Linked DNA regions of Homo sapiens: region 1 is linked to region 2. The links are chromatin contacts, found by Hi-C or POLR2A ChIA-PET in ENCODE. All regions are on one chromosome and are shown on one strand. The core of a region is the stretch at or near the end of the contact, and the rest is flanking DNA. Distances in the headings are between cores, read along the strand shown.

What was found. Hi-C counts contacts between places; a loop is a spot of excess contacts on that map. ChIA-PET counts read pairs that join two places held with the same protein, here RNA polymerase II (POLR2A). Pooled maps may share reads with other maps.
Region 1: a pooled map shows a loop between it and region 2 (2.3-fold over the local background). The contact joins the enhancer-like site here to the promoter of ELL3 in region 2. A Hi-C loop is called at or near these places in 1 of 168 maps with a recorded cell type or tissue (G401) and 1 of 50 pooled maps. POLR2A ChIA-PET finds 5 or more read pairs at or near these places in 2 of 52 experiments (activated T-cell and activated naive CD4-positive, alpha-beta T cell).

What each region holds. Positions count from the first base shown.
Region 1 is chr15:43,871,295-43,873,994 of GRCh38, reverse strand. FRMD5 (FERM domain containing 5) reads left to right here. Exons shown (of 14, transcript NM_032892.5): 14 at 1-2,700. The coding sequence ends at 110. Among named protein-coding and RNA genes, the nearest start is that of WDR76, 46 kb to the right of the region's middle. Within about 2 kb of position 1,419, at least 2 of the 41 ENCODE cell types and tissues checked have a DNase peak (open chromatin) inside an H3K27ac peak, as active enhancers do.
Region 2 is chr15:43,775,241-43,778,232 of GRCh38, reverse strand. It overlaps ELL3 (elongation factor for RNA polymerase II 3), which reads left to right and starts at 1,267. Exons shown (of 11, transcript NM_025165.3): 1 at 1,267-1,463; 2 at 1,689-1,724; 3 at 2,082-2,194; 4 at 2,310-2,511; 5 at 2,623-2,708; 6 at 2,852-2,927. The coding sequence starts at 1,332. It also overlaps a transcript of SERF2 not described here. RefSeq lists enhancers at 935-1,144, 1,755-1,804, 1,298-1,826 and a silencer at 1,205-1,314.

The DNA.
Region 1 (2,700 bases), core at 170-2,669, 96 kb before region 2:
TCCGCCAGACCCCCGAGTTTGAACAATTCCACTATCAATACTTTTGTCCCCTCAGGCGATGGTTTGCCTGCAAAATCCGCTCAGTGGTGAGCCTGCTCATTGACACCTGAGAAGGCATGACTCCTCCCAAAAACTAGCCAGGTGGACCAAGGAACCCGGCTACCCATTCCCAGCAATGGGACCCATCGCGGAACCATCGGCACATATACCAAGTCCTCCTCTCATGACTCAAAGTCCACTGCAGCCTAGGAGGGTGTTTCCCAGAAGAAGAAAGGGATAGGCTCATGCCCTGTCTAAACAAACTGGGAAAACTCATTTTCTTCAGAAGTTATTTCAAGAAAGGCTCAGCGACTCTGTTTCTCATCTTTCCAATTTGCAGGATAATTTTTGGTTTTGAATTTTGATTTTTCATAGATGTATATTATTTTGAAGTATCAAATAAAAATAATTTATTTTACTATTACTGATTATTGCAGTAGTATCACCTAGCAGAGGGGACACTAGTTGAAAACTAGAGAGCTGCTGTCCTCTGTATTCTGCAGGAGCTTTTCCTGCTGGTGCCACTGGGTTCCAGTAGACTCATCACTGCAGCCTCAGCAGGGCAGGCCAGGGATCTGGACAATGGGGACTGTTTAGTTTTTTGTTTGTTTTTTTTGCCAGCCAGAACTTTTAAAAAAGTAAACATCCATGTAGAATGATTAAATGGAAAGTTGCTTCTTATGATGGTCTGAGTTGGATTTTCTTTTCCTTTTGTTTTTTCAAATCTGAGCAGAGTGGGCATCTGAAGGGACCACCGCTACAGCAACAGCAGCATCAGGGGTGGGGTAAGTCTGTCCCCTTAGTCTAGAGCCTAGTGGGCATCACCATAGTTTTGTATAATGAAACTAGACTTAACGTGATTTTTTTTTTCCGAAGAACCTCAAGACTTTTATAGTGCTCCAGGGGCGTTAAACGAATTCAGTGGTACCAGAGATAGATAGTTCTGTCAGAAATGTTGGACAAAGTGTAGTTAAGAGAAAGCAGAGTTAAGTTACCTGAGAGACTGTTGAGATTTGGATAGCAGTGCTTATTTTATATACACCCCCTTGACCCAAAGACTATTTCAATTTATATTTTAACAACGAAATGTTATTTTCTTAACAATTCATATTTTGTTTTTACTTTATGGATTAAGAAAATAGAGCCTGATGAACTAAACGATGCAAGAAAGAAACTGATCCTGAGAATGAAAAGCTTCAGAAAATAGAATTCCAAGATCAACAGCCTTAGAAGGGACCAGGAAAAGAATCTTTTAAAATAGATTTCTAAGAGATGCCTACAAAACACAGAATGTGACCGTGGCAGAGACCAACACTTAGATGTAGAAATGCTGCCCCCTAGGGTCATCCTCTGCATAAGTTCTAGGAAAGCATCACCATCCTTGCAGAGGGAAGTCCTCGAAGCACGCAGCACAGGCATATGAAGGGCGAGTGTGGGATCCTAGGCCCAAGCTCTTCAACTCTAAAACCAATCACACACAAGATCCTGTTTTCATCTCAGGGAGAGATTTCTAAGTCATCTGGGGCTTGAGGGCTTATTTAAGGGTGGTCAATGGACATATTCCTGGACCCACACAAAAGTAGAGCAGCTGCTGATACCCTAATTGGACAGCCCCAAACGCAGAACAGAACAAGTCACTTGTAGACTTGACCTCCCCTATTTTGTCCCCCGAGATGGTAGAACCATGTCCATGTTTACAATATGACAACTGTGGAATAATTGGGGTTCTTAGGGAGAGATTTGCATAATTTTAAAGACATCCTTTCATCTGGACCAGAGGTCAATCAACTTATGTCAAGTGCTACACAGTAAATATTTTGGTTTAGCACGCCATACTGTGTCACAACTGCTCAATTCTGCCATCACAGCACAAAAACAGCCACAGATAATTTGTAAATGAAGGAACATGGCTGTGTTCCAATAAAACTTTATGAAAACAGTGAGCTGAATTTAGCCTACAGGCCATAATACGCCAATCCTGCTCTAGACAATAAAACTGATCCTTACCAGTATGTTAGCAGAAGAGGGTCAGTCAGCTCTGTTTCCATGCCTGACATGTATCAAAGATCTGGGACCTCTTCCCAGTGGAGGCACTAGGGTTGCTTGTTTAAAGGGTGCTTGAACAACTAACCAGCAAAGAGATGTCTGATGCCAAATGGGCAAGATCAAATACTGGAATGCTAAAACACAGCTGGAATCTAAGAAGGGAAGAGGGCTTCTCTGACCATTTTCATACCAGCAACAATTTAGGCAGAATTATAAACATCTATTTATCGAGTGACAATACAAACCGAAGGAGATCCTAGTAGAGATTAGGGGTCAGTTAAAATCAACTAGCCACTGCCACTTGTCATCTACATAGCAAAGGCTTTATTTAGCACAGGACTAACGTGAAAAGTAGACCCAGAGATGAAAAGGCTGTCAGGAGACAGGGGGCTGGTGTCCACCTGGTATCTACTGTCTTATGCAACATAGAAGATTACCTTTTAGTGTAGTGCTCCTACCTCAGTTTGTAGAATCTGGTGTTTCTATGCAGTGAGTGATAGCCTCAACTCTGACCTTTCATATTCACATTAGAGACAGATGCAGTATTCCATATCCTAGTATGTTCCTTGTGTCTAGAGTTCTAACAGTACAGTAGTCTATGCCATTTCTAACAGC
Region 2 (2,992 bases), core at 18-2,517:
CCAGCACTTTGGGAAGCCGAGGCGGGTGGATCACGAGGTCAGGAGATCAAAACCATCCTGGCTAACACGGTGAAACCCCATCTCTACTAAAAATACAAAACATTAGCCAGGCGTGGTGGTGGGTGCCCGTAGTCCCAGTTACTCGGGAGGCTGAGGCAGGAGAATGGCGTGAACCCAGGAGGCGGGGCTTGCAGTGAGCGGAGATCGTGCCACTGCACTCCAGCCTGGGCGACAGAGCAAGACTTCGTCTCAAAAAAAAAAAAAAAAATGTATTTTTTTTTTATGAGTTTTGACAAATGTATAGGTAATTTTATTTGTAGTAGAGGACGTTAAGGTTCCCGGGGATTGTGCAGGTCCAGGGATTTAACAGAGGGATCCTGTTTAGGAAACAGGACAACATCGGGGCTCTTGGGAAACATAATCAAACAGGAACAAGTGGAGACACCAAGGGCTGGCCAGAGGTTGGTGCTGGGGTCTCAGTGCACCAGGATCTGGCCCTCTGGAATGCCTGGCGACTTCATGGCAGCTCCTGGCCCTCCTCAGGGAGCGGTCTCACCACTCTGACGCGTGTTTAGGCCACGAGGTGAGACCTAGGACTGGGTTCTGGCTCTCTGCCCTGCAACTTTCCTGCCACTACCCGCGCCCGTATCCCTGCCCACCAACTGGGGGCGCTCCAGTCGGTGACAGCCAACTTTCACTGCTGCCACCACAACCGCAGGGCCCCAATTACCTCTCTGTTAGAAATCGGTTTCAGAGCGGTGGAACCGCGGGCGGGAAAAAGCCCAGGCGCTGTCTCGGGTGCCCCTTCGTGTCAGCCATCCTCTGGTCTCTCGGGTCTCCGAAGCTCGGGGCTAACTGGGCGCGAACCGCTGAGCCCGCCTACCAACCAGGCCCTTTCTCCCGCCCCTCTGCGGCTGAAACCCTCAAGGGGTTGCAGGTTCAGCTTTCACTTAGAGACAGCAACTCCAAATTCAGGGTCGCTGGGGAAACTAAGGCAGGACTGGGGACTCTGAGTGAGAGGTCAGACGCTGGTCGCGGACTCTTTCTCCCGAGAACTGGGGATAGCTCTTCCGATAGCCCAAAGCGATTCATGCGGATCCTAGAAGAAAGCGCCGAGGTCCGGGCGGTTGGCCGGGGAGAGCGAAGCGCCGCCCACGCGGCTGGGAAAGCTTGGGGTGGCGCTGGCGGGAGGTGGGGCCGGGGGCGGGTTCCTGGCGGAGGGTGGGGCAGACGTGGGTTACCGGGTGTGCCAACCAAACCCTGAACAGAGGAGGTGGCGGTGGTGGCCCTCGCCTGTGGCCCCCGTGCTGCTTGCACTCGAACTCGTCGCCATGGAGGAGCTCCAGGAGCCTCTGAGAGGACAGCTCCGGCTCTGCTTCACGCAAGCTGCCCGGACTAGCCTCTTACTGCTCAGGCTCAACGACGCTGCCCTGCGGGCGCTGCAAGAGTGTCAGCGGCAACAGGTACGGCCGGCCCCCTTCTTCTCTAGTCACTGCCCCTAGGGACCTTGGGCCTCAGCCGGCGACCCTGGAGAAGGTGCAGGGGAGAGGGAGCGGCTTCCGCAAGCTCTGGCCTCCCCACCTCTCCAAGTGAAGCCCGCTAGGCAGGTGATCCCGGGCTCCGGACGCCGGATCCTGGGGACACTGCTTCACCTGCGCTCAACGGTCACATCTTCGCTCTCCCCGCAGGTACGGCCGGTGATTGCTTTCCAAGGCCACCGAGGGGTAAGTGCGAGCTCAGGGTGTGTGAGCGAGGTGAGGGCGAGGGAGCATAAACGTGGGCTGGAGGTGGAAGGTGCGGTCGGGGCCGGAGGCTGCGAGTAGTCACGGTCTGAGGTAGTTCCGATAACTGAACTCCAAGTGGGGCGAGGAGGCTGCTGGGGTTGTCCCAGGGGGCTGTGGTTTGAGGGGACTGTGCTGTTTCGGCCTCCTGGGGAACTCAGGCCCAGCTGCACCTGGTGTGCTAACAAGCCCTGTGGGACCCGTCTTAGTCTTACTTACGGACTGGCTCCCGGACGAGTGGCGGCGGCAGGAGGGGGAGGGGCTGACTTCATGGGGCTTACCGTCTCCTTCCACCCCCAGTATCTGAGACTCCCAGGCCCTGGTTGGTCCTGCCTCTTCTCCTTCATAGTGTCCCAGTGTTGTCAGGAGGGCGCTGGTGGTAGCTTGGACCTTGTGTGCCAACGCTTCCTCAGGTGAGGGGGAACAGGTAGCCGGCAAGAAAGGGTTTGTGGAAAGTGGGGGAGGGAAATGTGGAGAGGTGCTTAAGAGGTCTCCACCCTCCTATTTTTTTCCACCATCCTTTTCCAGGTCTGGGCCTAACAGCCTCCACTGCCTGGGCTCACTCAGGGAGCGCCTCATTATTTGGGCAGCCATGGATTCTATCCCAGCCCCATCATCAGTTCAGGGACACAACCTGACTGAAGATGCCAGACATCCTGAGAGTTGGCAGAACACAGGAGGCTATTCTGAAGGAGATGCAGTATCACAGCCACAGATGGCACTAGAGGAGGTGGGTGAGGCCAGAAATTGCAGGGAGTTGTGATAAGGTGGGGCAAAGCCTGAAGTCCAAGGTATCCCAGTACTCCAGGGAACCAAGTGCTCCTGCCACTTTCCCCACCAGGTGTCAGTGTCAGATCCACTGGCAAGCAACCAAGGACAGTCACTCCCAGGATCCTCAAGGGAGCACATGGCACAGTGGGAAGTGAGGTACTTTGGATGGGGTGGGACTAACATGGGAAGCTTTGGCATTGTCTTCCTTTCTAATCTCCACTCTTAAATGTTGTAATAAAAGATCCAGTTCCACCTCCTACCCTGGTCTTCATCTGTCCCATTCCCTTAAAATATCCTAGAAGCCAGACCCATGTTCCAAACAGAGAACCTGTTCAGGCACTGCCTTCCTCTGCCAGCCGGAAACGTCTGGACAAGGTAAGTTAGAATGGCAAGGGCTTTTTTTTTGTAACATTAATATAATTAAACAGTGGCAAAGACTA